Linked DNA regions of Homo sapiens: region 1 is linked to region 2. Evidence: chromatin loops called from intact Hi-C (ENCODE). Cell type or tissue: heart left ventricle. All regions are shown on one strand. Links, peaks and the distances in the headings refer to the core of each region. The heading gives the core; the rest is flanking DNA. Region 1 overlaps LOC105378741 (a long non-coding RNA gene). Region 2 has its middle 31 kb from the start of LINC01767.

Region 1 (16,758 bases), core at 7,674-12,673, 300 kb before region 2:
GCTCTCAGCGAGCCTTTCTTCCTTTGTCTTTGACAATCCAATACAAAGTATGTGCCAAAGAAAAATAAGAATTTGTTCCATATCAGAAAGTTTCGTTCTTTGGATATTTTCTTTGTGGGTAAAAATAAAATATTAGAAAGGTCAAATAGTGTTTGTTCAATAAAATGGTATGCTTCCCAAGGCTTTCAGCCTAATTAAGATACAAAGCACACATTGAGGCAGAAAGTTGCCCTCGATAAATTCTTTGTTTGGCTATTTTATTTATCGTACTTCATTCCATTGTTTTGTGTGTTGTATATCTTACTCTTTCCATAAGGAATTTGTGATAGCTTACAAAAATGTGTCAATAAAAAATAAAATATCTTTAAATCACTGGAAGCATCAAGGTGAATGGATAATATTAAAGATATGAATAAGATTAGGGTTAGTATTTCATAACAGATAACCCTGTAAAATTGTTAAAAGCGATTCATCAAATTGACTAAAAAAATCCTACCGTTTATCACTTGAAGTGTGCTGTGGCTCTCTAATCTATAGGTAGTCTAAATTGGGTGCATTTAAGAATCTGCACAGTTTGATTTTAATTTGGAGGTGAAAGAGGCCAACTCTAATCCCCACATTGACTTCACATGCACTGGCGCACATCTGAAGGTCAACAGTTTTCATATTTGCAAAGAGACAAGAGGAGAACTAATACTTACTAGGTACCTAATACATATTAGGCATTGTACCAATAATTTGACATTTAATAATTCATTGATATTCTCAACCACTCTATGAGATAATAATTACCTCCATTGGACAGATAACATAAGCAAAGCTGAGTAACTTGGGCAAGTGTACTCAACTAGTAGGGACAAAACTAAGATCAACACAGGTATATTTGACCTCAAAGTCAACGTTCTTCTCATACTGTGCCTGACAGACAGGTAAGAGGGTATGGAATATGCTTCCCCCAGTTGATGAGTGTCGAAACTCTCAAACAAACGTGGTTTATTCTGAGCTTGCCCTCAAGCTGTAGGTTGACCAGGAAATAAGTATAAGTTCAAAGCAGATCACAGTGTTTGGAAGTTAAGGTCAACAGAAAGACATATCTGTGGTTATGACACTATACACTGCCATACAAATGTCCTCCAACCATTCCAGAGAGAACATAGGTAAGTTCCTCCAAATTGAAGACATTCATAAAAATAAAAGAATAAGAAGCTATAGTTGTATATGGAATGAGCAGTCATATTAATCAGACAGAGAATGGCTATGGTGTTTGTTGTACCTTCCAGTCAGAGCAAACCAGTAACATTAGAAATCTTTGTGGTCTCCAAAATTCTTGCATCTCTGACCCTTCTCAAGTGTCATCCTCTCTATTTTTCCCCATTTTCCCTTCCTGGCAAACTCCTACTTATTCCACAATTTCTCAAATGCCACTTCTGCAACGACTTTTCTCTGTCTCTCATATGACCTTAAAGAGCTCTCTTTTCTGTGCAGTTACTAAAGTTAGGTACATCCACATCATACAAATTCATTACTATAATTTTGTATGCTTCCCCCAGTTCCTATTGGATAGTGAACAAATATATGACAAAATATATATTTTCATCTTCTAATTTCTAGTTAGATTATTTAATTTTTAAAACAACTTTTGAAAGTAGCAATTTTTACTATTCTCATTTTACAGATGAGGAAAATGAGATATAAAAGTATAGAGTAACTTGTTCAGTTATAAAGCAAGTACATGGCAGACTTATACCCAAGCAGGGTGGTTCCAGAATCCTTACTATATAAATATCCTCATCAGACCTGTCTGAACCCCAGTCTTCTATTTCTTACTCTTCTTCCAGAGAAGGTTCTTCTAATCCTCTTCTCCCAACATCCCCACCTCTTCTCTCATCACAACTTGATTTCTTCCTCCCACAAAGTATGTTGACTCCCACCTAATTATGGAGACTAATACGGAGTTAGCTGGAGCCCTATCCTGGCTCCAGGGTCCAAGTGCTCCTCTTACAACCCTCAGGCTACTCAGTATACAAAGGACTCTCCAGCTATGAGGGCCCACCCATCATGGGAGGGAGTGGGGGTTTATAAATAAAAATTATAATATTAATAAAACATCTGCTTCAGGTTGAGCTCAAAAGAAACCAGACTCTGAATTGAAGATTAACATATAGGACTTTACTGGGGAGCTCTTGCATACTTAATTGGGATGATACTTGTGGAAAGGGAAGAGAAAAATGCAGGGTGGGCAGAGTGAGAAGCTGAGCTGTGATATATAGCTCCAACAAAGGCCTCAGCTTACCCCATGGGGAGTTCTGGTGTTGGTATGGTCTTTCAGAATTATACCAATTTGGGATACAGTGGCCAGGCCATAGATCAGTCATAGGAGGCAGGTTGACTCTCAAGAGGAGGTGTGACCTTGACTAAGGAGGGCTGAAACTGAGGGCTGTCTTCAGCATCCCTTCCTGCAGCTGGGGAAGTTAAGTCCTCCATTCCTGAAAGGAGACAGGGGTTCCATGTGGCCATAACAGCATCTATCCAACATCCCATCCTTTAAACACCCAGCATCCTAATATTCTAAGCACTTTAGCAAGGCAATTAAAGCAATTAAGGCTTAGCAACGTAAAGTAACTTGGCAGAGGTTACATAGACAGTAGCAACTGAGTTGGTACTGGAACTCAAGCCTGGCTGATTGCAAAGCCTATGTTCCTTCTCCACATCAACTTATCTCCCTCTGGCACATTATAAATTGTATGACAGCATGTATGTGGTAATCTTTTGAAGACCAGAAATACACACTCATAGAACTGATCTCTTTCCAGAACTGCACTCTTCCATCATCCCCCAAACAAGCAATTCCCTCTGAGCCCACACACCCTCTTGCTCTCATTTTCCACATGTTTACTTGGATGTAGTCGCCAATTACATACTAGGCAGATGTCATCTGGAAAAGAAGCCACAGTCATTGTCAAAGAAAAGTTAAAACTGCTCTCAAATTGGACTTGATGTCTAGTCTGGTCTACAGTTGAGGCTACTTTGCCTTTAAAAAAATATTAGCAATCTTTCCCAGAATGTGGTTCATGAATCCTTTGGGTAAAACTATAGGTACCTTAGCAGGAATCGAGGCAGTGACAATAAACTTTATTAGTAGTTATTGTATTATTTAACACATGCACTCACAGTTAAAAAACAGAAATAAAAACAAAAGTCAATTTCACTTAAAAATGTCCTTACTAAGCATTAAAAAAAATAATTTTATTACTTGAAAGAGCAACTGACAAACTATGGTTATTCATATGGTATATGTCATAAGTTTTCTCAAAAATGAATGAAAAGACCCTGCCCCTTGAAGGAAAACAACTCATGGCATTCTCTGCCAATGATTAAATTCACATTTTCAAGCAAAAACTAAAATTTTGGAAAACTTGTATCTGCCTTCAGGAGCTTGACATCATACTAATACTTACAGATTTTCTGATGATGTAGACTTCTGGTGAAGCTAAGAAGTGTGATTTTTTGTTATTGTACAAAGAAATGAGTCAACATTTTGAAGATCTGCATAACTCAGTGAACTGATATTTTTCCATATAGCCAGTGCAGAATGTTACAAAACTAGGTGTAGGCAAAAATAATCCATTCAAATTAAAAGATACACCAAGTGGATTTCAATGTAGTAGAATACAAAAAGCGCATTGATGTGGCTTTATATTTCACATTGCAAGTAATCTTTTTTTTTTTTTTTTGAGATGGAGTCTTGCTCTGTCACTCAGGTTGGAGTGCAGTGGTGCAATCTCAGCTCACTGCAAGCTCCGCCTCCCGGGTTCACACCATTCTTATGCCTCAGCCTCCCAAGTAGCTGGGACTACAGGCACCCGCCACCATGCCCAGCTAATTTTTTATATTTTTAGTAGAGACGGGGTTTCACTGTGTTAGCCAGGATGGTCTCAATCTCCTGACCTCGTGATCTGCCTGCCTCGGCCTCCCAAAGTACTGGGATTACAGGCGTGAGCCACTGCACCCGGCCACATTGCAAGTAATCTTTAAGGAATTACCACTTGCCAAGTTTTGGTGTAGTATCAAAGAATACCAATAATTATCTAAAAAGGTTTTAAAAATATTAATTTTATACCCAACTATATATTTGTGTGAGGCTGGATTTTTCCATAGACTTCAGACAATATATTGCACAGATTCTGGCTGCAAAAGTAGATATGAGAATCTAGCTGTCTTCTATTAAGTCAGACATTAAAGAAATTTGCAAAAATATAAAACAATGCTACACTGTTCACTGTTTTTAAAGAAAATATAGTTATCATAAAAATGTTATTTTGTAAGTGTGTAATGATGTATTGTTATATTAAAATAAATTAATATTTAAAAATAATGTTTCAGTTTTAATTTCTAATGTAAATAGATATTACCTACATAAACAAAATTGCTTTTAATTCTGTTATCACTAGAGAGAGCGTACATAAACAAAAGCACTTTGGGTTGCTCAATAATTTTCAAGAGTGTAAGGGGTTCTTGAGACCCAAAAAAAATTGAAAACCACTAGTCTAGGATCGCTCAGTCAACATCGAGTAGAGGTAGGATTTTTTTCCAAGTGAATTATTTAAAATACTGAATGGATAAGTGGAATAAACACTTTTTAAAATAATTTAATGGAAAAAGAATGAAGTATTTGAGTATGTGGGAAGAGTCCAAGAGCATATTGGCTAAGGCTGACTGCATGAAGATAATGAATCTTGAATATGAAAATATGAGGACTACAAGATGCCTTAAGGGAGGAAGAATATGACTTATTCAGTATGTACCAATGACAGGCACATGGTACCTGCCTATGATTCTCACAATGGTTAGAAGAGCCAGATACTGTCATTCCCTTTTCTCACAGAAAGCATTGAGGCTCAGGGAAGTTCCATGACAAAGAGTGCATGTGGCATAGCTGGGAGCTGATCCCTGAGAGATCTGATTCCATATTGTTCCTGTCTGTTCCCCCACACTATGCTACTTCCCATCTGGTCCCCAACCCCTCCTCACTCCTTATTTTAAGAAGGAGGAAGTGAAATTTAGAGAGGAAAAATAACATATGGAAGCCACAGAAGGAATTAGTGGCAGAATCAGACCCTGAAAGTATCTTCTGGGGCTCCCCAGACGGTGCTTTTTCCGTTGCCCCATGCAGTGTCAGGCCACGTCCCCTTGGAGTAGAAGAGATCTTTCAGGGTGGGCTACATGGTCCCTGACACTGAAAACTGAGGGTCCCAAGACAAATTTAAGGAGAATTCTTTTCTGTGAAAGGAAGTTTGAACATCCATACAGTAAGGCGGATGATTCTTCCACAGCAACTGAAAGAAAAAAAATACAAGAGAAAGGCCGAAGTAAAGTTTTTAGTCATGGTGAAGCACTCTTGCTCTTTCTCTGACTGTAATTCCATTAAACAAACGTTTATGAAGCACCTTCCGTAGGTTGGATATTGTGTTAGCTGGAACATCACGCTGGCTGTTGAAGCTTCAGGGAGGAATCACAGATATTTCCAATGCTGGAGAGTCTCACAGTATTGTGGGAGACACCAAAGGAAGCAGAATTCCAATGTGGAATGCGTCATCAAAGCTCAGATAGGAAAAGCCCAAGGTGGTATGGAAATCTAGAAGATAAATCTAACCCATTCTGGGCCTGATAATATGGCATCTGAGACCAGTCTCAAATGACTCATTAGAATTAACTAGTAGAGGAAGGAGAGAAGGCAGAAGGAACAGTATGTGTCACACACCCAGGGTGTGACTTCCTGAAGAACTGAAAAATATTCCCGTATGACCGGAGGCAGAACGTGAGTTATAGCTTATAATGCCTTGCGAGTTGGCAACTGCCCCTCCCACTCTTGGATTCTATAGTTGGTCTTATTGAAATATCTTAAGTTCAGGTTTTAAATATTTTTTAAAACCCCATGAATTTATCATTGCTATCTTCTTGTACCTCTACAAGTCTGGAGAGCCCTGGCTGGGGATCAGTGGACCAGAGACTATAATTTTCTGAGTTTGCCCTAGGGAGCTATTACCACCGATATTTCTGCACATCATCTCACCCAGTGCCTGGCCCACAGTAGGTGCCCTATAAATGTTTAATGAAGCAGTAAATGGTGTTTCTCCTCTACTTCTGCTTGTTTCTTTTTTCTATTATCTTTCTTCCAGCTGCTGTAGAGGAAGAATCAGCACCCCACTCTGCATGCTCAAACTTCCTTCCTTCAGATAGATTTTTCTCTCTCTTTGTCTTAGGATCCTCAGTTCTCAGGCCTGGGGATGGGATATAACCCACCTGCAAATTTGCTCCCACTCGGTGGGGAGGGGTCTCAGTCCTTGACAGCTGATGGAAACCTTGGTACATCACATTTTTTACATCTATACCCAACTTACCAACAATTCCTTGAGGACAGGGAATCTCTGAATTTTTCATCTCTGAATTTCTACTATAGACCAAAGAAGAGTTTATTTAATGAGGAAGAAAGGAAGGAAAAGAAGTAAAGTTTTAGCCATAATGAAGTCCTCCTGCTTTTTCTCTGCTGTAACTGCTACCCAGATACTCTGCTAAAACTGCAATGACATCTTTTCTTTCCCACATGGACAAGTTTGTCATGACTCTTGTGTTTATATTTCCCAACCCACTCTGATTCAGAGGAAAAAAATAAAGAGGACTCCATAGGAAAGCGCAAAGCCCAAACAGCAGAAGGCCGGGTGTGGGGAAGATGCTGAGTGTGGGAGTCAGCTTCCAGCCGCAAGCAGATGCTGGATCCTTCTCTCCAGTTCTTCCTTGATTTCGTTTCCTCCCCACTGCAGCCAAGATACATCCTGAGCTGTGACAGCTGATGGAAACCGGGCAGAGGAACCCATGGAAAAGTCTGCAGAGGCAGGATGAGTCTTGAGCCAGGTCTTTCCAAAACCCAAAATGAAGGTGACTGTGAGGGACTTTCAGCTGCCGCTAAGATGATAAAGTTACCACCATTTCCTCCAGTGTCTGGTTAAGTCTTCTCTGAAATTTTGCTTCATCAATCATCTCCTCTTTGAGCTCTAACCTTTCCTTTTCTTCTGCAGCATATAAACCTAATTGAATCTCTTTCAGCCAAAAGGAATGTCTTTTAAAAAAATACTATCACCAACGACAAAAAATGAAAAATTAAATGTGTTTCTGAATCTCCATTTATCTTTTATCAAATTTCTTTTCTTTCCCATCCAATTTTTTTAAAGAGTTGTTTACAGTCTCTGGCTCTATTTCCTTATTCCTCATTGACTTTTCCATTCCCTCTGCCTCTTCTTCCTCTCTCCAAATCATCAATTCCATTTTGCACATTTCTGTCTTTAGCTTATTTGACATCTTGGCAACATTCGATCCTCTTGGCCATTCCTTCTTTTCCATTGTCATACTTAGACTTTTCAGAACTATTCTCTGCTAATTTTTTCTCTCTCTGGCCAATCTTTCTCAGAGCTTCTCACTGCTTCCCTTGCTCTCCCCTGTAATATTGATGTTTCTTATATTTATATTTTTCTTGGTCCAGTTTATTTCTTCTCTCTCCTCATTTAAGAAACATTTTTGAGTACTTTCTATATACCAATCATTGTTCTAGGTAACTGAGGATTAGCATATAAATTCACAGTCCTTTGGAGATTGGAGTATAGAGGGGAGCACAGGATTTCCCGTTTAACCACTGTTACTAGAAAATTTAATCTTTATCCATCACTTCACCTGCCATCAATATGCTCCTAAATTTATAATCTAGGTTTCAATTCTGAATTTAAGCCTGTGTTCCAGACTCATACTGCCACCCACCTACCTTGTACGTTATTTCCATTACATTTAGGAACTGGATCAATTTTGTTTATTTAAATTAAATTAATTTCTTTCAGGAAACCTATTCCTTTTATTTCCCATCTCTGTTAATGGCATCATCACACAACCAGCCATTTAAACCCTAAACTTTGTAGACATTTAAGAGTCTGCTGTTTTCCCCCCATTCTTCAACCAAATCAATTTCCAAGCCATAGGGATATCACCTCCTAAACATTTCTTGCTTCTATACCTCCCCTTTGCAACAAATTTGTGAAAACCTACTCAGGTCACCATCATTGCTTCCTTCCCTTTTTAATAAGCACCTATTAGCCCTATATCAATTTATCCCTATACAGAATGAACTTTCTAACATAAAATAATTGATCATGTTGCTGACCTGCTTAAAACCCTCCAATTGTTCCTTGCTGCCCAAGTAAAGGCAAAACTATTACCAGCTAGCAATGTCCTCCATGTTCTAGACATTCCATGATCAGGGCCTTGCTAACATTTTAGCCATATTTCCCCAACCCCTTCCTGCAGAACCATATAACCCAATGCTACAATCAAACTGTGATTTTTAGAGTTATTCAATAGAGGTGTCTCATCCTTATGTCTCAGTGACATTGCAAAAACTCTTCCCTCTTCCTGAGACACCATACCTTTTCTTTCTTCTTTTAGACTGCTCTGTTATTCTTCATTATTCAGCTCTTTGGCTAAAGTCTTTTCTTACTCCATCAAGCATAAGTAATTTATTTCTTATAACATTTTGCATTTATTTAATTTGCAGCAACAATCATATTTTTAGAAACTATTTGCTTTGATTTTTAAGCTCATAAAAGTTATAAATTATACAGTTTTTCTGTTTTATTCTCTGCTCTGCACATGGCACATATCATTGATGCTACAAAAATGTGTTTATATAATAAGCCCTGGAAACCAAACTCTTTCTTATGGATTCATTTTAATTTGCTAGGATTTTAATTTCACAGTGTCATTTTTATTTTGTCATCTGGCGGGCAATATTCTTCAAGTGTATATCATCAATGGATACAAAATGTTTTCACTAAAATTGAACCTGTCACTGGTGAGTGCCCAACCTGATAACGGAAGAGGTCATTGCTGAGCTCCTAATGTGGCATTATTTCTGGGGGATCGGCTGGTCATCTAGTAGCAGGTTGATTATCTTGAACCCATCTCATCATGATGGGGGCACTATTTATTCTGATAGGGATAAACATATATTCCAGGTAAAGATTTTCCTTCTCTGCCTGCATACTTATAACAGCTCTACTTTTTGTGGTCTTACAGAATAACTTATGTATTGTTATAATGTCCAGTATAATTTTGCTTCCAACTAATGAAAATATTTCATAACAAAGAAAGCGAGACAGTGGGTTCCCACTCATAGAATTCACTAGCATTACCATGTGCCCCATTGCTCAGATATAGCTGGCTTGACAAAATGATAGAATGGCCTAATAAAGGCTCTCTTTTGGCACCAGGTAGAAGACAACATCCTATAGAAAAAGTTTTGCTTGCCAAATCACCACCCTGGGCTCAGAAAGCTTGGGTTCCTACTGCTCCGAGGAAGAAATACTTCCACCAGAGAAAAAGTTCTATTTCTGTTGAATGAAAAGCTGAGACTACCTCTCCCCCATATGTTAAGTCTTCTTGAGCTGCTGAACCAACAGAGAAGAGTGTCACTGTTCCAGCAGAAGTATTCAATCCCAATTACCAGATGTAAATTGGGGTGCTACTACTACATTACAGTGGTGAATAAGGCTGTGTCTGGAGTTCAGGGGGCCCTTTGGGGTACTTCTTGCTCTCCTTTGAATAGTCCTATTCAATGGAAAACTATACATCACTCAAAACAGGATCTTCAATGACTTAGATATCATAAGAGTAATGATTTGGATTACTTCCATAAATAAAAAATGTCATCCAGCTGTAGGCCCTGGCCTAGGGTGGCTTTTGTAGAGCTAAGGACCGACAGTGGCTATTCTTGGCTGGCTCAAAGGACACAGGCAAACAGCTGACCACAGGGTTAGGTTACAAGATAGCAAAAAGAAGAGAGTGTTATTCTCTCAAGTTGCTAAGGACATTTCCAATATGATAATTTTTCTCCATATAGTAACAAAGAGAACTTAATCATCTGTGAACTAGACCAAGAGGGGGAAATGGGTATTAACTTGAAAGAAAAATATGTCAAGAAGCAAACCCTTTTTCTCAACCCCTCCACAAACTTTCTGTGGTCTTCTCCATTCTATAACAATGTCCTAGTGCACTCTATTGTTTAAGTTACAAATTCAGGGACGTCTTTTGCCTTTTCCTGTCCTCACCTAAAGTTGAGGGAGCCTGGCATACTGCAACAATCCAGACCGACAGACTTGGGTTCAAATTGCAGCTCCAATACTTTAGAGGGCTGTGACCTTGGACAACATATGTTCCATTTCTTACTCTCAATTTCTTCATCTGTAAAATGGAAATAATGATACCTAATAAGTCTTAATTAGGGACAATATGAAACAACTAATATATTGAACTGGCATGACTTGTAGAACAATTAAACACAACTTTATTTCCCATCATCCCTTTAAAATGTTTTAAGTGGATGTGATCTTCTCATTCTCCTTGATGAAAGAAAAAGTGCACATCCCACAAGTTTTTATTTTTTTCTTTTTGTCTTAGGTGATAGATAGTCCCAAAGTTCTGTAAGAAACAGAACCTGATTCCTTAGAGACATCAAACAAGGGGAAAAAACAAAAATAATTAGGCCTGGGGAAAAATAAAAAATATATAACTATCATATTTGAAAATTATGTAAGTATTGATAGGAAGCCTAAAATAATCTATCGACCATTTTTTAGAAATAATAAGATGTTTTTAAAATGTGGCTGACCGTAGTGGCTCATGCCTGTAATCCCAGAACTTCGGGAGGCCGAGGCAGGCAGATCCCCTGAGGTCAGGAGTTTGAGACCAGCCTGGCCAACATGGCAAAACCCCTGTCTCTACTAAAAATACAAAAATTAGCCAGGCGTGGTGGTGAGTGTCTGTAATCCCAACTACTCAGGAAGGTAAGGCAGGAGAATCTTGTGGAGGTTGCAGTGAGCCAAGATCACAGCACTGCACTCCAGCCTTGGTTGATGACAGAGCAAGACTCCATAGCAAAAAATAATAAATAAATAAATAAATAATTTTAAAAGGTGGCTGCTTATAAGATCAACATATAAAAGTTAATTCTTATAAACCTCCAGAATACATAAAGCACTCATATGAAACAATAAGGTAAGGCCAAATATCTATAAAATATAACTTACATGAAGACTTAAATTAATGAAGAGCTATACCATATTCATAGAAAGACTATTATAAATACGTTAACTCTCTCCATATTGATCTATAAATTTAATACATTTCCAATTAAAGTTCCATTATAATGTTCTGAGAAAACTGACTCCCTAATTCTAAACTATATATGGAAGAGTGAAGGTCAAATAATAACTAAGATGCTTTCAAAGTGGGAGAATATCCTCTATTAGTTATCAAAACTCATTATAAAGTTTATTAATTAAGACAGTCTGGTATTGATGCAGGCACAGATGAATCAACCATAGGATTACAATAGAGAATTCTAAAAAAGACCTCCACATATAGGAAAAATTGTTATCTCACTGAGAAGCCCCACAGATTATTTGAGAAAAGAGGATTTATTTATTAAATGGTTCTATGCCAATTGGATATCCAAAAAACGAATATGTATATATTTATATATATATATCAGAAAAACTTTAAGATGTATAGATTTTACAGAAAAATATATGAGAATGGGGTTAAAATGACTTATTAAGACACGCAAAAATGATAATATAAAACGAAAAAGTGATACCTTCAACTGTATTGAATTTGAAGACTTTTATTCATAAAGAAACCATAAAGACAGTGAAAAAATAAGCCAAAAACTAGAAGAAGGTATTTGTAACACTTTTAAGTGACAAAGGATTGTGTACAGTATGTAAAAGTAACTATTACAAATTAATAAGAAAAGTCAAATTACTCAAGAAAAATGGAAAATATGAATTGGCATTTCACAAAAAAATTACACACATATGGCAATTAAATATTTGAAAAGATGTTCAACATAGTAGTCTAGGAAATGAAAATTGGGATATGATTTTTATTCACCATATTAACAGAAAAATCATTTAAAAAATCATTAACAAAAAAATCATAATTAATTTTTATTCACCATATTAACAAAAAAAACAAATGACATTTGTTGTTGAGGATGTGAAGGGAATGTAAATAAGTACAATAATTAGTTGGCATTGTTTTATAAAATTAAATATTTACATACCCTATGACACAGAAGTTCCATTCCTGAAGATTTTTCTCCAGAGAAATGATACAAATGTGTATCAAGAGACATGCAAAAGAATTTTACAGCAACATTGCTTGTAATAGCAAAATAAATAAATAGGTAAAATTCCATTATGGTGTTCTGAGAAAACTGACTCCATAATTCTAAAACGTATTTGAAAGAACAATGGTCAAATAATAACTAAGATGCTTTCAAAGTGGGAGGATAATGGAATACTATGCAGTCATAAAAAGAAACAAGATCATGTCTTTTGCAGGGACATGGATGAATTTGGAATCCAGTATCCTCAGCAAACTAATGCAGGAACATAAAACCAAACAGTGCATGTTCTCACTTACAAGTGGGAGCCAGATGATGAGAACACATGAACACATGGGGGGAAACGACACACACTGGGGGCTGTCAGGGGTTGGGGAGGGAGAACATAGGAAGAATAGCTAATGGATGCTGGGCTTAATACCTAAGTGATGGGATGATCTGTGCAGAAAACCACCATGACACACATTTACCTATGTAACGAACATGCACAACTTGGACATGTACCCCTAAACTTAAAAGTTGAAGGACAAAGAAAAACAACAAAGTGGGAGTATATTCTCTATTTGTTATCATGACTAACATGATATTAATAACACATTATTATTATATAGGAAAATGATATTTGAATCATGGCATAGTTACACATTTAAATATTATAGAACAATAACTATAGCTACAGATTACTGCATAGATGTATCTTTTTTTTTTTTTTGAGACAGAGTTTCATTCTTGTTGCCCAGGCTGGAGTATAATGGTGTGATCTCGGCTCACTGTAACCTCTGCCTCCCAGGTTCAAGCGATTCTCCTGCCTCAGCCTCCTGAGTAGCTGGGATTACAGGCATGCACCACCACGCCTGGCTAATTTTGTATTTTAGTAGAGACAGGGTTTCTCCATGTTGGTCACGTTGGTCTCAAACTCCCAACCTCAGGTAATCCACCCGCCTTGGCCTCCCAAAGTGCTGTGATTACAGGCGTGAGCCACTGCACCCGGCCAGATGAATCTTAGTTGTAAAGTGAGTTTCCAATTATTATATTCAGTATTATAACAAAACTAATTTTGAAATATATAGTTTGAAGAATAAATACATGTGATAAAACTATGGGAAAAATGATAAATATAAAAATCAAAAGGGAGGTTGCCTATGAAAAGAAGACATGATAATAAGGAGAAGTGAAGAACACAGAAGTAGCTAGAGTATTAATAACATCTTACTTTTTACGTTTGGTAATTAGTTCTTAGGTGTTCATTTTATTATTTTACTTCATAGCTAGATTACAAATATCCTTATGTTCCACAGGTTATTGAGGCTCTTTTCATATTTTTGCAATCTTCTTTCCTCCCTGTAGTTATGACTGAATAATTTCTATTGACCTGCCTTCAAATTCAGTGACTCTTTCCTCTGTTCACTTCATTTTGCTAGGGAGACCATACAGTGAGTTATTTACTTCAGTTCTTAAATCTTTCAGTTCTAACATTTCAATTTGAATCTTTTTTTATAATTTTCTATTTCTCTCCTGAAAGCTTCCATCTTTTCATTTATTTCAACAGTATTCATCTTTACCTTCTAGAGAATGGTTGTAATAACTGCTTTAAAGTCTAGGTGTGATAATTCCAACATCTAGGTTATCTCAGGGTTGATACCTATTGATTTTATTTTCCCCTAAGGGGTAGGTATATTTTCCTGGTCCTTTGTATATAAAGTAATTTTGGATTACACCCTGAACATTTTGAATATTTTGTTGTAAGATCCTATATTTTCTAACAAATGTTGACTTGTTATTGTTGCCTTAGCAATTAAATCAGTTAGGTTCAGATCACACATTTTATCCCACTTGCTGTGGATTAGTTCCAACATAAGTTCAGTTTTCAGACTTTGTTTTACTTTATTTAGGTTTGTTCCATACACATCCATTTTGAGGGTAAGTTAGGGACTGTGTTAGTTCATACACAGACTTAGGGTTCCCTTCCAAGAACTCTTCCTCCAAGATTCCATCATACTTTTTGGTTCTCATGGGAACTAGAGAACTCCTTTTCTGAGTTCTTTGGCTAGAAATTCAGGATTCCTTTCAGTATTTTATCCCCCTATGTTGACAAACAATTATGTAATAACGGGCCAGTTATGGTGGCTCACACGTGTAATCCCACCACTTTAGGAGGTTGAGACAAGTGGATTGCCTGAGCTTAGGAGTTCAAGACTAGCCAGCACAACATGGCAAAACCCTGTCTCTACTAAAAATACAACAATTAGTTGGGCATGGTAGTGCTGCCTGTAATCCCAGGTACTCAGGAGGCTGAAGTGGGAGGATTGCTTGACCCTGGGAGGCAGAGGTTGCAGTGAGCTGAGCTTGTGCCACTGTACTCCAGCCTGGGCAATAGAGTGAGATCCTGTCCCCAAAAAAAAAAAAATTCAATACAAATGTGTCTACCATTGGGGCAAAGTACACTGAGAAAAGAAAGGGGATGGGCCAGGGACGGTGGCTCATGCCTTTAATCCCAGCACTTTGGGAGGCCATGGTGGGTGGATCGCCTGAGGTCAGGAGTTCAAGACCAGCCTGGCCAACATGGTGAAACCCCATCTCTGTAGAAATACAAAAATTAGCTGGGCATGCTGGTGGGCACCTGCAGTCTCAGCTACTTGGGAGGCTGAGGCAGGAGAATCACTTGAACCTGTGAAGCGGAGGTTGCTGTGAGCAGAGATCATGCTATTGCACTCCAACCTGGGTGACAGAGTGAGACTCTGTCTCAAAAAAAAAAAAAAAAAAAAACAGATACAAGAAAAAAAAGAGAGGGGAGGAGCCAAGATGGCCAAATAGGAACAGCTCCGGTCTACAGCTCCCAGCCTGAGCAACGCAGAAGACGGGTGATTTCTGCATTTCCATCTGAGGTACCAGGTTCATCTCACTAGGGAGTGCCAGGCAGTGGGCGCAGGTCAGTGGGTGCGCGCACCGTGCGCGAGCCGAAGCAGGCGAGGCATTGCCTCACTTGGGAAGTGCAAGGGGTCAGGGAGTTGCCTTTCCTAATCAAAGAAAGGGGTGACGGACGGCACCTGGAAAATCAGGAAAATCGGGTCACTCCCACCCGAATACTGCGCTTTTCCGACGGGCTTAAAAAACGGCGCACCACGAGATTATATCCCCGACCTGGCTTGGAGGGTCCTACCCCACGGAGTCTCGCTGATTGCTAGCACAGCAGTCTGAGATCAAATTGCAAGGCGGCAGAGAGGCTGGGGGAGGGGCGCCCACCATTGCCCAGGCTTGCTTAGGTAAACAAAGCAGCCGGGAAGCTCGAACTGGGTGGAGCCCACCACAGCTCAAGGAGGCCTGCCTGCCTCTGTAGGCTCCACCTCTGGGGGCAGGACACAGACAAACAAAAAGACAGCAGTAACCTCTGCAGACTTAAATGTCCCTGTCTGACAGCTTTGAAGAGAGCAGTGGTTCTCCCAGTACGCAGCTGGAGATCTGAGAACCGGCAGACTGCCTCCTCTAGTGGGTCCCTGACCCCTGACCCCTGAGCAGCCTAACTGGGAGGCACCCTCCAGCAGGGGCACACTGACACCTCACACTGCAGGGTACTCCAACAGACCTGCAGCTGAGGGTCCTGTCTGTTAGAAGGAAAACTAACAAACAGAAAGGACATCCACACCAAAAACCCATCTGTACATCACCAGCATCAAAGACCAAAAGTAGATAAAACCACAAAGATGGGGAAAAAACAGAACAGAAAAACTGGAAACTCTAAAAATCAAAGCACCTCTCCTCCTCCAAAGGAACACAGCTCCTCACCAGCAACAGAACAAAGCTGGACGGAGAATGACTTTGATGAGCTAAGAGAAGAAGTCTTCAGATGATCAAATTACTCTGAGCTACGGGAGGACATTCAAACCAAAGGCAAAGAAGTTGAAAACTTTGAAAAAAATTTAGAAGAATGTATAACTAGAATAACCAATACAGAGAAGTGCTTGAAGGAGCTGATGGAGCTGAAAACCAAGGCTCGAGAACTACGTGAAGAATGCAGAAGACTCAGGAGCCGATGTGATCAACTGGAAGAAAGGGTATCAGCAATGGAAGATGAAATGAATGAAATGAAGTGAGAAGGAAAGTTTAGAGAAAAAAAGAATAAAAAGAAATGAGCAAAGCCTCCAAGAAATATGGGACTATGTGAAAAGACCAAATCTACGTCTGATTGGTGTACCTGAAAGTGATGGGGAGAATGGAACCAAGTTGGAAAACACTCTGCAGGATATTATCCAAGAGAATTTCCCCAATCTAGCAAGGCAGGCCAACGTTCAGATTCAGGAAATACAGAGAACGCCACAAAGATACTCCTCGAGAAGAGCAACTCCAACACACATAATAGTCAGATTCATCAAAGTTGAAATGAAGGAAAAAATGTTAAGGGCAGCCAGAGAGAAAGGTCGGGTTACCCTCAAAGGGAAGCCCATCAGACTAACAGCGGATTTCTTGGCAGAAACCCTACAAGCCAGAAGAGAGTGGGGGCCAATATTCAACATTCTTAAAGAAAAGAATTTTCA
Region 2 (16,758 bases), core at 7,706-12,705:
CCAACCCCAGCCCATCCTGTCAAAAAAAAAAAAAAAGAAAGAAAGAAAAAGAAAAAGAAAAGATACTGCCTGCTCCTAATGTCTGAGCCCACATCCAAAAATAGAACCATCCAGCCGGTGTTCATTTCATTAAGAGTACCTTCCAATAGGGTGCTTGCTTGCATTTTCTGCTAAAGACCTTTGGAGGTCCCAAGCAGTCTTAAAGCGAAAAGTCCTTTTTCTTCTGAAGATGCAGGATCTCTCTGGGGCTATCCAGGACAAAAGGACGGACTCCTTAAACAAAGAGGAAACAACTGCTCCCCTCAGGAGACTGCAGACTCAGAAGCAGGGAGAAGAAGAAAAAAAAAAAAAAAGCCTGGGCTTTAGGACCAAGCAGGCTGCGGTTTGAATCTTGGCTTTCCTGCCAAATCATTGTATGAACTCAGACAAATATTTACCTTTCTGAGCATCCTTATGTGGAAGAATGAATCTAATGATACCTACCATACGGGGTTACTAGGAGGAACTGAGAAGACAATACATCAAGACACAGGCACATGGTGGGTTTCAATAGAAGTTAATTTGCTTTCCTTACCTTTTACATTTATCTTCTGTTTGGCTAAAGCTTCAAAGAAAGATTCAAAAAATGTTGAAAGGGTTGATAGTTTTCTTTTGGAAGGATAGTTTTTGATATTTCAGATTCTGTTGGATTGTCTAAAAGATTAACTCTCAGCAGCTTTTCCTCTTTCCTCATATAAACACCTAGAAATAATTTCCTGATCCATGTCCCATTGATGCCAAAGAGCAACAGGACAAAGAGAATCAAATCATGTTTAAATCACTTAGTGGAACCCCTCTTTCGTAGATTGCCAGGTTAGCCAAAGTTTTAGTTTAAAAAAAAAAAAGTTGGGGGAAGTTGGGAAAGAAAAAGCACTGACAATGAAGGAACCCTGCTGCTCTGGGAGAATTTTAGACTTGACAAAGATTTATACAATTTAATCATCATGTCCATATTCATATGGTAACCTTTGCTGAAAGAACCTGGTTGGAATTCTGGCTGTATCACTTGAGCAAATTGCTCAATGTCTCTGAACTTCAGTTTCCTCAGCTCTGAAGTGGAGACTAGAGATGATAATCACTACCTTGCAGGATGATTAGGGGATTACTAATTATATCCATACAGCTACTAGGCTCAGTGCCTAGTAGAGAGCAGGTGCTTAATAAATGGCTGTTTTATTACTCACAAAACACTCTTTTGATATCCACAACAACCCTGTAAGGTAAGAATCACTGATCCCATTTTTTTTAGATGAGGAAATGGAGATTCAGAAAAATAAAACATGACATTCAAGACCCCCCAGCCCTGGCTTGCACTGAGAGGACCTGCAGATTTATTTGACTGCAAAGCCTGTTTTCCTTCCAGCGTGCATACTGCTGCCACGTCTGTTCCTGCAGATGCAGAGAGGGGAAGATTTCAAGCACTTTTCGTCTCCATCTGAGTTGCTTCCTCTCCTCTGACTCGTTCCTGCCTTGGCAGTCCTGGCTGCCGTCTTCTCTATGCTGCCAACATCCCCTGACCTGACTCTTGCCGCCAACTGAAGCTTTCACCCAGCCAAAAAGGCATTTGGGAAACCACATCCCCTTCCCTCCCCACTGCGTGCCTTTGAAGTGAGTGTGTCATTTGACCAGTACCTACTCAGGCTACAAATTCCAGACTCCTTTCCTACCTGGAGCCCTGGGTCCCCCATGGTTCAGGGCAGACATTAGGCGAGTCTACCTTATTTTTCACAGTGCTTTATTTCAACCCAACCTGAATTTACTAGGTACCTACTCTGTGCCAGACACTAATCTTAGTTCTGGAAAGAGAGAAATGGGTAAAACACAGGCTCTGCTTTCAAAGAATCCATGGAATATGACAGAATCTAATTTGGTTCAGTTTAAATAATTGCTAAGCACCTACCACAGGCCAGACCCTGTGCTAAACACTAGAGAATACTAAGATAAATAAGATGTCAGTCCTCTGGGAAGAGCTTACCATTGAATGGAACAATATCCTGATTAGTGTACTAAGCAGGATATCTGGCAGGTTTTACTAGGTCGGTGCAAAAGTAATTGCAGTATTTTTCCATTGAAAGTAATGGCAAAAACTGCAATTACTTTTGCACCAACCTAATACAACCTGCCAGATATCCATAACCTACTATGGGTTTCACATTGTGCTTCATAGGCATTCTCTTTAGTCCTCAGAATAAAATAACTTTTGAGATAAATGTTTGAAAGGGCAGAAAAATTCCTCTGTCCAAAACTAATCATGATGATGAGGATTCTAGATTTTAGGTCTGCTTTTTGTCTCAAAAGCTGCTGGTTTCTTGGCAGGATGGTAGCAGATCTATTTTCCTATTATTACCTCACATTTGAATGGTGTACAAGGATTTTCCAAAGCATATCCCTCCATTATCTCATCTGAGCACCAACATATCTATCCTGAATAGTGTAGGGTTTTCTGGGAGGCCCAGAGAGGGCCACGAGTCAGGGAAAAGTGGACGAGCAGCAACAAACCCTGCAAGGGCATTTAACCCTTACAACACCCTGTAAAGGAGGTCACATATTTCCCTCTCCCCATTTTATACTTGAGGAAACTGATGCTCAGAGCAGCTCTCCCAAGTTCATAGTGCTAGTCAAAAGAAATCCTTTGTTTGAACTCAAGTCCTACAGCAGCAGTACCTCTGACAGCTGGGTCTGTCCTCGAGACAAACCAACACTCTCATCACTGAGCTGGGATTTCAAGCATGACTTTGTGGGACCTCAGTTCAAGCACGCTCCTTTGCCTGTATGACTTTCGGGGACTCACCCAGTTTCTCTGGGCCTCAGTTTTTCATTTGTCAAGAGGCCATGCTAACCTCTGCCATCTGCATCATAGGTTCTGTGAGGGGCTGGTGAGATGCAAAATAAAAGGGAGAAAGACTTTGGAGGAGTTATAAATGTGAGAGATCATTGTTAATAATAGGTCTTCCAACATGTTACTATGGAATCAGAGGTTCAGGAGACAAATGCAGACAGGCCAAGATCCCCTCTGGGAACCCTGCCCTGAAACCAGGACCTGCTCCTTAAAGGACTCCCAGCAAGGCCCACTCCCAGCACCAAACACCCTGCCCTGATGATTTGCCTGGCTCTGCCCCTTCAGCCAGGCTCAACTAGCAGACCCGGGAGGGGAGGGGCTTTCACAGAAACAGATGGATCTGGTCACAGGGTGACAGCGTCCATGCCAAGAGCCCACTTTGTTTTAATGAATGACACCAAACATTTAAGCCATAAACTCTTCAGATTGCTGTGTCTGGCAGTAATTACATGCCTCCTATTAATAAATCCTATTTCTGAATGGTTTACTGCATCCCTTTCTGCAAACACTGCAGGCTGAAACCTGTCAGATGGAGCCAGAGGCCGACTTGTGGAGAGAAGGCAAATAAAGTGGGATGGCTTTCTGGACCTAAAAGGGTGACAGCCACAGGAGGAAAAAAGCAACAGGATGTCCTCCAGCGCCCAGGTCCCCAGAAAGCAGGGGTGTGCCTACCACCCTCACATTCGACCAATCTGACTCATAGATTCTGACCCCATAATTTATCTTGATGCCATCTCTATTGTCACTGAATCCTGTAGATTCTGACCCCCTAATTTATCTTGAAGCCATCTCTATTGCCATTGACTTGGTTGGAAATCCATGAGCTTCACCTGGAATATAGTGACTGTCATCCCAACCATCCTCCACATGCTGCCAGGGAGATCTTCCCAACATAAACGAGTGACCATGTCACTCTCCTGTGTGAAAACTCCACAGCAGTCCTCAGCACTCCAGGGCAAAGTCCAAACACTTCTGCACTCAAGGTCCTTCAGGATTTGAATTCTGCTACCTGCCCCCATTCATTTTCCAGAAATTACCCTTTCTACTACACTTTGCCACAGTGGTTTTCAAAGTGTGGTGCTTGGACCATCAGCAGCAGCATCACTTGTGAACCTTAGAGAAATGTGCACTCTCAGGCCCCATCCAGAGCTACTGATTCAGAAACTCTGACATGGAGCCCAGTGATCTGTTTTTGTTGTGGAGGTTGTTATTGTTGTTGTTTTTTAACAAACCTTGCAGGTGATTTGATGTGTGCTAGAGTTTGAAAAATGCCTCTTGCCCAGTTTTTCTGAAACATTAACATGCATAGGAACTACCTGGGGATCTTATTACAATGTAGATTCTGACTTAGTTGGGCCAGAGGAGAACACCAGATTCTGTTGTTCAGCAAGTGTCCAGGCAAAGTCAATGCTGCTGGTCCACTTATCAAACCTTGAGTAACAAAGCTCTGAAGACAGTTAATTGCAAACTCCTTGCCATTTCTCAAGCACACTTACTACTCCTTGTTTCATGCCTTTGTGGATGCTGTTCCCCCCATCTTCTTTCTTTCCTCTCTTTCTCACCTCCCTTATCCATCAAATAATTCTATCATGTATCAGAAGTCAGCATAAAGAGCCTCTGTATGCTTCCTTAACCTCCTTCTGCTGCCACATGACTTTGCCCACACACCCCCAACCAGAACACTGATCCCACTACACTATTGGTCTGTCTGTGCTTCCTCACCCACAAGGAACAGGACCATCACTCTACCTCTTGTATCTCTGTAACCATAGCACCAACACAGTGCCTGGCATGGGAACAATGGACAGTGAGTGAATGAATGAATGAATGCATTAGTCTGTGGATGAATGAATGAATGAATCCTTAACAAACAGTTCTACAGGTGGGTAGACTAGCAAACGAAGTATTTGTGAGTGGAGCTGTGCCCTCACTAGCAACCTGATTTCTCCCAGGGGACTTTTGTTGACTGCTAGGTTGCTTTTAAAGCAGGTAACAGCAAACTCTTGTTTTCTAAACCAAACCAACTGCCTAATCCTAGAAGACACAAAACATAGAGGTGGTCTCCCTGAGCCAGGAACCCCAGAGAAAATTTCTAAGAGGAAATATTCAAACAGCAAGTATACACATATAGGTTTCTCAGATAGGAAGACTCTACATACTGAAATTTCACAAAGACAGCTCCTTTATTTATTACGGTATGTATTACCTCCACAAACATTCATCGAATGTTGACTATACAACAAACGCTGTTAAGAAGTAGGGATGTAAGGTAAGCTGGATATTGTTCTTGTCTCTAAGAGGTCAGTTCAGTGGGGGAAGTAGATATGAAAACAGATCAGGACCATGCAGAATGGCAAAGGCTGCAACTTGGGTGTGCACAGATCATGGGACAGATGCTTTTAATTTTGCTAGGAAAGATGGGAACAAGCACCAAAGAGAAGATAATATTTGAACTGAGTCTTGAAAGATGAGTTTGTTTCTCAGGAGGAAAATAGGGGAGAAGGATACTTCTGGCAAGGGAACAGTACACGCAAATGAGCAGCAGCCAGGAAGAGTGCTGGACCTGGCAGAAGCTGCAAGAATCGGACATAGTTAAGTGTATGTGGGTTGGGATGGGGGTTGACATTGGGAAGTTGAGCAGAACCAGATCGGTCATTTAGCAAACATTCACTGAGTATCTATTATGTGCTTGGCACTGAGGGAGGCCCTGGTGACACAGACAACAGTAAATAACATAGAAATGGTTTCTGCTTTCCTGAAGCTGAGCATTCACAGCGGGGTTGGGGTAGTAGGGGGGAAAAACACATAAATAAAACATTTGCCCATTTTGATGTGTAAGGAGCTGAGCCAGAAAAATAGTGAGAGCTTTAACTTTAGATAAAGTGTCCAGGGAAATGCTTTCAGAGGCAAACTTAGAAGAAGGAGAAAGGAATGGGAGAGAGAAGAGTATCCACAGCAGAGAGAAAAGATTGGGTAAGCCTCTGAGATGGGTGAAAATGTGGCAAACTCAGAAAACCGAAAGTGGATGAAATTAATGAGTGAAAGGAAAATGATGCAATTTGACAAGAGATCAGAAGGGGAGACAGGTGAAGCCACTTGGGCTTGCAAGCCATGGTGGGTGTCTGCATCAATGCTAAGTGCTATGGGAGCCTTTGGAGGCCTCATCAGCAGGGCAGTAACGTGACCTAATTTGTTTGAGGAATTTTCAGCTCCCTTTTATTTATTTTTTTCTAAAAGGTAACTCTATTAATAGTTCCTTTACAGAAAATGAATTGGAAGGAGACTGAAGGCAGGTCCTCACTTAAAAAGGAGGCTATATAATGGTTCTGCCAAGAAAAAAAGCCAGGGCTAGAACTAATATGGTGGCACTAAGGATGAAAATTCACTGGACTCTCTCCCTTAGGAAAATTCTGCACTGGAAGCTCCCCAAAAGGGACTTCCTAAACTTAAAGTAAATAGACAGCAATTTCTCTTCCAAGAGGTATCCAGTGAAAAAAGCACCTTTTCTTTTTGCAACATGCATACCAGCAGCCCGAATTCTGGGTTGGGGCACCCACAGATCCATCCTTCATCTGGCTCAAAGCATGAGGACGCTCCACAGTTGCCATATTCCTGGCCAACATATGCACTGCTTCTGGCAGGCACTGAAATAGGCAAAGGTAGCTCATATATTTTCCACCTTGCCACTGTTGGGCTGCCATAGAGAATGACCTGGGCTAAGTTTCCTGGAAACTGCCCAGCCAGGTGTTCCATCAAGCTGAACTGCTGAGCAATTAGAATCTGTGGAATATTGGGGTAGGGGCTGGTTCCACAAAGAAGATGGCGGGTTTCACACAGCAGGCATGCATCTGCTTCGGTTTCCTAAATCCTCTGGAACACCTGTGCTACGAAAAGCACATCTTGACATTTAGTAGCATTTTAGGAAGGGGATTTTTTTTTAACCGAGGCTTTTAGACCTTTAGACAAATTCTAATCTTAGATCTAAAATATCTCCAACGATAATTTAATTCAACCCGATTTTTGACAGATGGGCAAACTAAAATCCAGAGAAGAAGAAAGAGGGAGGGATCTGTTTAAAGTTAGAAGGCCATTTTTTTTTATTTTTTATTTTTATTTTTGGCAAAACTGTAGCTGCAATGCTGGTCTCCTAATTCTTTTTAATTTTTTGGAGATGGAGTCTCACTCTGTCACCCAGGCTGGAGTGCAGTGGCAAGATCTCCGCTCACTGCAACTTCTGCCTCCCAGGTTAAAGCAATTCTCCTGCCTCAGCCTCCAGAGTAGGTGGGACTACAGGTGTGCGCCACCACACCTGGCTAATTTTTGTATTTTTAGTAGAGATGGGGTTTTACCATGTTGGCCAGGCTGATCTCGAACTCCTGATCTCAAGTGATCCACCCGCCTCAGCCTCCCAAAGTGCTGGGATTACAGGCATGAGCCACCACGCCCAGCCAGGTCTCCTAATTCTTGATTCTGGGCCCTTTCTCTATGACTCCACACATGCTTCAAATTCAGTGAATAACCTATTGAATATTTACTACATACTGGGCTCTAAATCACCACACCATTATAGAAGTGAAGTTTTAAAAGATTAAAACATACATACCTGCAGCATTTTTAAATGGAGGGCTTGGCTTGTTCAGAATCTTGAATATAATCATGGCCTCTGCAATATTCTGAACTCCTAAGAGCAGGGGAACTGCTTATTTATCTCGACATACCTAGTCGAGGAAATGGGCAGAGAGTAGACTACCAGTTAATGAAGGAATGCATCTTATGCTTGTTTGAGGATTGTTCAAACAATCCTGATATTGAGTGCAGATAGTTCCAAGCAGCTCTGCTTTCATGGTGGGACTCAACGGAGACTCTGCCGGTAGTGGGTGGGTGGCGATGATTGTTTTTCCCTGGCTGGTCAATTGCCTTTTCAGGTGGTCTTTATTAAGCCATCAATCTTTTAACCCTGACAGTCACTGTGACCCAGTGCAGCTCAGGAAAGGAATCTTTCTTAATTACTAGCCCTTTCTTGCTCCCTGGAGATCCTTGAGTACTGCACCAGCTGGAACTGATGGATGTAGTCTGGTTCTACCAGCAACTGAAGTATCTTATTTGCTCAAACCTGAGGGCTTAGCTTGCAATCCTGGCGCATTGAGAGGTGAGACTGGCAAGCCACCTACGTTTTATGTCTCCAGGAAAAGACCTCTTTGCTCCAGCATTTGGAGTGTTGCTGAGGGGTTAATAACACAGACTTCAGAGTCAGACCCATAGAGCTTGGATTTCCATCTCTGCTACTCACTGTGAAGCAAATGGCTTGACTCCCCTTGCTTTGATTTTTCTCATGGGTCGTAGGTTTCCCTCACCTGTGCCATGTTGAAATGCTACCAGCTTAGTCCTCGGGCCACTTCTCTGTTCTGTCTGTACTCATTTCCTTGGCGATCTTACCCATGGCCTTAAATATTATTTATATGACAAACACTAGTTATATGCAAAAGGCTTCCAAATGTTTAGCCCAGACCTCTCCCCAAAACCCTAAGCTCTGATATTTAAGTACATACCTAACATCTCAACTGGACCATTAACAGACATCTCAAATTTAACATGCCCCAACCAAACTCTTGATTCCTGCTCCACCCTGTGTTCCCCATCTTAGAAAATGGCAACTCCTATGCCACCAGTTACTCAGGTCTAAAACCATCATACTGTATTTACACCCCCACCTTCCAGTCCGTCAGCAAAGCCTGCCAGCTCTACCTTCCCCAACCTGACCTCTTCGTGCCACCCACCCCATTAGCACCGAGATCCACATTCCCATTATCCCTTGCTTAGATTACTACAACAGTCACCTCGCTGGTCTCCCTGCTTCCACACCCTCACCCTTAAAGACTTTTCTCATGCAGCAGCCATAGTGACACTTTGCAAAGTCAGATCATGTGTCACTTCTCTACTTCTTATTTCCCTCAGTAAAAGCTAAAGAACTCACAATGCCCTGCAGGGCCCTACTAAATATTTTCTCCCACAGCCAGTACTTCTTCTCTCACCTCTTCTCCCACTGCACTCCCTGTCACTCACTCCATCCCAACCACAATGCCCTCCTTGTGCCTCCAACCAGTGCGTTCCCACCTCCGAGCCCTTGCAGATGCAGGGCCTACTGCCCAGAGCGTGCCTCCGTGGGTTATCAGCATGGCTCACTCTCTCACTAATTTCAGGTCTCTGCTCGGATTTACACTACTGGAGGCCTCCTCTGATCTGCCTTTCACAGAAACAGATGGATCTGTATAATAGCAGCCTCCCCCGTTCTGCTCCGCTATCTTCCATGTCCTGCTCTCTCCTCCCTCATAATCTTACCACCCCTTGAAATAGTCATTCACTTACTTGTCACCTGTCTCCTTCAACCTGAATGTAAGCTCCATGAGAACAGGGGCTTTGCTCTGTTCACCAACATCTGTGCCTCCAACATTCTGAAATAGTGCCTCGCACGCAGGAGGTGCTTTATAAATATTTGTTGAATGAATAAATGAATCCATAAAATGGAGGGTAATAATTTATCTAGTAGGATGGCAGACAGATTAGATGGGATGGCCTGTGTAAATCATCTTGCATACTTTGTAGGCTATCCTTCTCCCAGAGGAGCTTCCAACACAACTGCAGGTCATGATCAGTGCTAGGGTGAAATCACCATTGCAACCCCTTATGTAATAAGAGCTGCCATATATGAGGTGCCTTCTTTGAGCCAGTTCCTGGACTAAGCTTTTACCTTCTCTCTACCATTTATTCCCATGGCAAATCTACAAAATAGGCATTATTATTTCTACTTTTACAGATACAGTAACTGAAGTTTGGAAAGATTGGAGAATCTAGAGTGGTTAAATGTATACAAACGAGTTTATCATATAATAAGCACATAAGTGTTCCATCCAAAATTCTGCCTCTGACAAGGAATTTAGGAGCTGGTGGCCTGCTGAGCCTCATTAGAACCCATCTATCCCTATAGACCAAATTTTTAAAAGGCTAAGAAGAAATGAAGGAGACATAAGAACAGAATGAGGCTCCCCTTTCATAAATTGAGCCTATGAAGAGAGCTGCCCTTGAAACTTTAATTTTTCAATAATGGAAGTCAATAATAGAAGTGTTGAGATCAGTCCGACATGAACTTTTTTTTATCACTTTTTTGGAGAATATCTACTAGATTACACAGATCTTCTTCAAAGAAGTCACGATGACTATGAGCACACACATGAGATTTATCTTGTGTTTGTCCTTCCAGATCTAGCCAAGTTGCCCTCTGCCAGTCAGAAGCACATGATAACAAATAGAGTCAGGTTTGAAAAAAGACACAGAAATAACTGTGGCCAACTGTGTGGCTTGGTTCAGATTCCATAAGGACTCCCATAGGACCTTGAAGATGTGACCCAAGGTCTCAAGTCTCTTAAGCAATTCTGAATAAGGAAGTGCAAACAACTACAAGATCAAAGGCATTTGAGCTGTGAGAGAGAGTGACAGGGAAATGGAAGGAAGGAAGAGCAAGAAATTCATGGTTAAGAGAAGAAAGCTCAAAAGAGACACTATTATATAGAGGTGTATGTGTGTTATATTTTCTATACAAAGAGGGAGAGAGTATACAATGAAATGTTAAAGGATTGTCTGAATGGTGGAAATATGGCTGATTTTTATTTCTTTGTCCTTATTTTTATTTTTTTCTGCAATGAACATACTTTATTTGTGTAATAAAAAGGAAAAAGAAGATATTAACCAGAGGATGGCAAGACTCACCACTTTCTGGACAGCACTGAAACAGGTTCCAAGTATTCTACCAATGACTCCTGCCTCCCCTCTGTTTGTTTAGGCTGGGGGTGGCCTTTCTTCCAGTTTTCTAGGCTCAAAAATCTCCTGGTCTGCAAGTTTACCCCCTCTTTGCCCCGTTATGTACTTCATTTATCCTAACATGCAAATGTTTGTTTTGAAAAAATTACACTCACCAAAAAGTTTTTTAAATCATGAAAGAGGGACCTCATGTGAGAGAAAATGATCAATCCCAATAATAAGTAAAAAGATGCAAATTAAAATTCACACAGTCTACCATATTTCCCTAATAAATTTAACAAAAAAATAAAAATAAAAACACACAATGCTGGCAAGGATGTAATTAAATTCATAGCCTCCTGCGTTGTTCAGGATACTATAAATGTGTTCAACCCTGTGGGAAAAGCAAATTGGCAATATGAATGAAGAGCCATGAAATTGGCCACTCTATTTCATTCAGTAATTCAACCTCAGGAAATGCATCTTTAAAACATAATAAGAGTTGCTGTCAAAGATTTCTGTCCCAAGATGTTCATATTAGCAGAAAAAAATAGTTCTAATATACCCACTTAATGAAATATTAAACCACCATTTAAAACTATAGTCATGAAGACAAGAAGCAATATGCTCCTGATATATATAAATGCACACCATGATTGTAATTACATATAAGTAGAGAGTAAAATAATCTAAAACACTCTCAAAGAAAACGCACCAACATAAATTGAATATAAGAGAACCGTAGAGATGGAAATCTTTTTTGAATTTTCTATAATGAGAGCATGTTTCTTTAAGGACTTTTTAAATCCATTTTAAAAGTAAATTGAGGTAGATGCATGCATTCTTTGCACGCACCTTCACCTGGCTGTGCCTCAGTTTCCTTACTTCCAGATACACATAAGAGCAGCTTCCACCTCAGGTGTGATGTGAGTACTGGACAAGTTAATTCATCTGATGTGTTAAATGAGCTCAGGCTTTAAAGCATTTAGAACAATGCCTGGCACATAGGAAATACTCAGTAAATGTTGATGGTTGTTGTTTCATGCCCTGTCCCTACCTTTCCCCTTCATTCTTCTACTATATCACAAGAATTTCTCTTCTCATGTATGTCCTTTAAGTACCCCCAACCTGGTCTGCCTCCAGACTCTGATTTATTACCTATCTTGACCACAATTTTCTAAAACAAATGAACAAACGAAAGTAAACACAAAAATTATTTCTTTATGTCTCACAAACCACCAACCTTTCCCAGTTTGGGGACACTATTCATACTCCTTTATGCTTCATGACTGGTGCTAAGCTTCCTTATAGACTTTGCATCACAAAGCCCCTTTTATGGTTGAAGAGCAAGTACTAATTTATCTTGAACACCTAAAATCATCTGGGAATGGGCCAACTATGCTGTTGACATGCATAGTGACATTTAATCCTTGCAACCACCTTGCAGTAGCTAAGTATTATGCTTATTTTAAAGAAGAGGAAACAAGCTGAGATAAATAATTTGCCCAAAGTCATATAGCTAGTAAATTACCAAATGGAGATTTGGATCCTATCCACCCCACACAAACCACCCCTGGGCCTGTCTCCTTCCCACTTCCTGCTCACTGGCTTGCCTCATGAATACACCTTCCAGCTTAGGACTTCAAACTCATCATTCAACAAACATACCATGCTTCATGCAAGGCCCACTTAGGTTATTGCCTCCTTCTGGAATGGCCTAAGCAAACACACACACACACATACACACATCTTTCCCCTCTACACACATGAGCATGCATGCACACACACACATACACACACACATATTTAATTATTAACCTCTCTTCTGAACACTGTTCCTCCTTCTAAGACAATTTATTTATTTTAAAATTAGCTTTATGACATAATTTAACGCAATAAAATTCACCAATTTTATGTACAATTCAATGAGTTTTGACAAATATGTACAATAATGTAACCACCAACACAAACAAGATATAGCACACTTTCCTCTCCCCCAAAAGTAACATCGATACTCTCTTACAGTGAATTCCCTACCATAGCCAGTCCCAGGCAACCATTCACCAATTTCAGCTGCTATGGTTTTGCCTTTTCCAGAAGTTCATCATTATTAGAATAATTTTGTGTCTGGTTGCCTTCCCTTAGCATCAGGTTTTTGTGATTCATCAATGCTGTTACAAGTATCAGCAGTTCCTTCCTTTTTATCACATTAAAATTGTTATCCAATTGTTCCAGCACCATTTAATTAAAAGGCCATCTTTCCCATTGTATGGATGCACTGAAATGTATTTAACCAATCACCAGGTGATGAGCATTTGGATTGTTTCCACTTTTGAGCTATTGTGAGTAAAACTGCCATGAGCACTCATATACAGATATTATTTTATTTTTCTATGCTTTCATTTTTCTCTTGAGTAAAAGCTCAGGACTGGGATTGCTAGGTCCTATGGTAAGTGTATGTTTAATTCTCAAAGAAACTGACAAATAGGTTCCAAAGTGCTGTACCATTCTCCATTAGCACTAGCAATGCATGGAAATTCCAGGTTCCACTTCTCTGCCAACCCTTGGTATTATTTGTCTTTTTATTTTTAACCACGCTAGGGTGCAATGGTATCTCATTGTGTTTTATTTTATTTTTTATTTGTATAAATTTATGGGGTACAAGTGTAATTTTGTTACATGCATAGATCATGTAGTGGTCAAGTCAGGGCCTTTAGGCTATTCATCACTCCAGTAACATAGATTGTACATTTCTTTGTCTGTTCTCACGCTGCTAATAAAAACATACCCAAGACTGGGTAATTTATAAAGGAAAGAGGTTTAATTGACTCACAGTTCCACATGGCTGGGGAGGCCTCACAATCACGGCGGAAGGCAAAGGAGGAGCAAAGTCACATCTTACATGGTGGCAGGCAAGAGGGCATATGCAGGGGAACTCCCCTTATAAAACCATCAGATCTTGTGAGACTTATTCACTACCATGAGAACAGCATGGGGAAAACCAACCCCATGATTCAATTACCTCCCACCAGGTCCCTCCCATGACATGTGGGGATTATTACAATTCAAGGTAAGATTTGAGGGCGGACACAGAGCCAAACCATATCAGTACCCATTAAGTAATTTCTCATTATCCACCCTCCTCCCACCTTCAGACCTTTCCCAGTCTCCAATGTCCATCATTCCACACTCTATGTCCATGTGTCTATATTATTTATCTCCTACTTACAAATGAGAACATGTGGTATTTGTCTTTCTGTGTCTGATTTGTTTCACTTAAGATAATGGCCTCCAGTTCCATCTGTGTTGTTGCAAAAGACATAATTTTATTCATTTTTATGGTTGAATAGTGTTCTACTGTGTATATATACCACATTTTCTTTATCCAATCATGCATTGGTGGATACTTAGGTTGATTCCATATATTTGCTATTGTGAACAGTGCTGCCATAAACATATGAGTACAGGAATCTCTAAGACAATTTAAACCCTTCCTCTTGCATGACCTCTTTCATCAAATTCCCACTATTTTAATAGATGGTTTACCTGCACACTTGCATCACACTTTTGGGGTTTTATTTGTGCACAACAGTACAATACAATAGGATGGTCACAAGGTTGACACTCAGTATTCAAGTCTCCATTCCACTATTTGCTGAAAGAATTTAAGAAAGTCCTTTCTGAGTCTCAAGTTCTTCACCTTAACAAAAAAGTAAATAATAATACTTAATGCCAGGGCAATCATGAGAGTTAATATGCAGATATGTGAGAACATATTTTTCATACTAGAAGGCTGAGAAAAGATTAGTTATTGTTATTAATATCAGTTACTATGAATTATCCAAACATTAAATTATTACTAACTTCCAGGCATTGAGCCCTTGAACTAAAAATTTCTGTTTGAATATGTATTCAAATATTTTTGAATGAGTCAATGCAGGTACTGAGATTCCTGAGTGGCTTGAAAGGCCAGCCAAGAGGTGACAGGCATGGTTCCACATTCAGGAAACTTGCAATCCCGCAGCTAAAACTCAGAGGTGCCCTAAGGAGAGTCAAACTCCCAGGAGAAAACAGGGAGGGTGGAGGGGAAGCATTTTATGGGAGTGAGAGTGGGCCCACAACCTCACTAAACCTGTTGTCCCAGATATGTGACTTCTTCCCTTGGGGCCCCAGTCTCTTCCTGTATAACCTGGTATTAATGACCAGGAAGTCCTCTAAGTACTCCCATTACCACCCCAAGCCTAGCAAAGTCTCCGGCACACAGTAGGTATCCAATAAATATTTGTTGAATAAATGAACTCTGATATTCTAGGATGCAATTTAAGATTAGATCCAGATATGTGGAGAGGAGAGAAAGAAAAGTTCTTCTGGAGAGGAAAAGGCCCACCAGCTTTAGGCTTTCAGGAAATGATTCTTGGTACAGGGGTAAGGGATAATCCTTTTCCCCTTTCCCACCGGATCCAGCCCAGGTTTTCTCTGAGACCCTGACTTTCTTAGGCAGGGAATGTTTAATTATTTGTCTGTGAGTCCGTACCCCAGCTGGATAGAGTTAATAAACCAGCCAGGTCTTTATCTTAACAAGAAGTCTTAGAATCAAATTCTCCCCTCATTAAAGGCCCAGAAATCTCCCTGACAGCAGTGGGAGTTTTGCAGGCAGCCTGAAAGTGGAATTTAGTCTCCTAGTGAATTCCTCCATGGGCACAAGCCTAGAGAAGTGGGAAGAATTATATCATTGGAAGGGAAGGAAGGAAAGAAGGGAGGGAGGGAGGAAGGAAGGAAGGGAGGGAGGGAGGGAGGGGAAAAAAGGAGGCAGGAAGAAAAGAAAAGAGGACAAGCCCACCCCCTTTTCCTTAAAACCCTAGCCTAGCACAGTGCCAGGTACCCTGGAAATGTCAGAAAATATGCCTGGATGTTGTGTAAACACGTCTCCTTAGAGCTTGAGGAAGACACTACACCCTGGAGTGTGAGTTGAATGGAGCTGACTGAGTGGCCAATTGTTTTGTTCTTTTATTTTTTTTAATTTACAAATAATAATTGCAAATATGTATGGCATACAGTGTGAAGTTTGATACATTTTTACATTGTAGAATGATCAAATCAGGCTAGTTAACGTATCCATCACCTCACATACTTACCCTTTCTTTGTGGTGAGAACATTTAAAATCTACTCCTTTTTAGCATGCCGCGTTATTCACAAAAGCCAAGATACGGAAACAACCTAAGTGGCCATCAATAAATAAATGGATGAAGAAAGTGTGGTATATGTACACAATGGTAAACTATTCAGCCTTAAAACAAAACAAAACAAAACAAAACAAAAAGAAGGAAATCCTGTCGTTTTCGAAAACGCAGATGAACCTGGAAGTCATCGTGCTAAGTGTACTATTCTTTACCTTAGTTACAGCTCCTGGGGCTTGCAGGGACCCAGTGAGATATCTCTGGGGTCAGGAGACTGCTGAGGCTGATTGGGTCCCAGGCACAGGCCAAACCAAAGCGACCAGAATTCAGGGTTGAGAGGAAACCCCAGTGGTGGCAAACAAAATAAAGATGATTTTCAGGGTCAAAGGGCAGGGCAAGTCCAGAAATTGAAACGGAAGCAATGGATTTGAAAGCAGCGTGAAACAAAAGTAGTATGGAAAATAGCACCGAATGGGTCATACCAAGTAGCTCAGATCCAACCCATGAAACGGAAGCAAACAGTGAGTTTCCCCTTTAAAGCAGTGCTGGGGACAGGACTAGGCTTAGGGAGACCGCAGGGGAGATGCTTAGCGTGTTTCCGAAATGTACCTTTAATTATTAAGTGAGACCCGTGCACCAGCCTATGAGCCAGGGCTCAAAAAAGATTACTTCACTATAAGCGCTAGGGAAAAGGGCAAAGCAAACCAGTAGTATTTTTCATCTTATATAACGCAGTCCCTAGTCAGCCTTAACTACAAGAGAAATACGGTTTAGGTGTTCCCTTCTGTCATTCATGCTTGCTGGAAAAGGAATCTTTGGTGTTTCTGAAAAATTGGACACAGCTAAGGAAGCTGTGCACTGGCCAGAAGACACATTGTGCCAGGGAATGCTGAAAAGGTGGGACTGTG

Evidence for each region. Hi-C counts contacts between places; a loop is a spot of excess contacts. Peaks named below come from ENCODE experiments on the same cell type or tissue, not always from the same donor. Only the 100,000 strongest peaks of a DNase experiment are listed, where the experiment ranks them.
Region 1: a loop joins it to region 2, with 2.3 times the contacts of the local background. A loop is called at or near these places in 2 of 110 quality-filtered maps.

What each region holds. Positions count from the first base shown.
Region 1 is chr1:56,074,625-56,091,382 of GRCh38, forward strand. The region is part of intron 2 of LOC105378741 (a long non-coding RNA gene); the gene reads right to left. Among named protein-coding and RNA genes, the nearest start is that of LINC01755, 140 kb to the left of the region's middle. RefSeq lists an enhancer at 5,101-6,300. In heart left ventricle, for the core only: no CTCF peak of the experiment used is centred there; no DNase peak of the experiment used is centred there.
Region 2 is chr1:56,375,264-56,392,021 of GRCh38, forward strand. No RefSeq gene overlaps it. Among named protein-coding and RNA genes, the nearest start is that of LINC01767, 31 kb to the right of the region's middle. In heart left ventricle, for the core only: no CTCF peak of the experiment used is centred there; no DNase peak of the experiment used is centred there.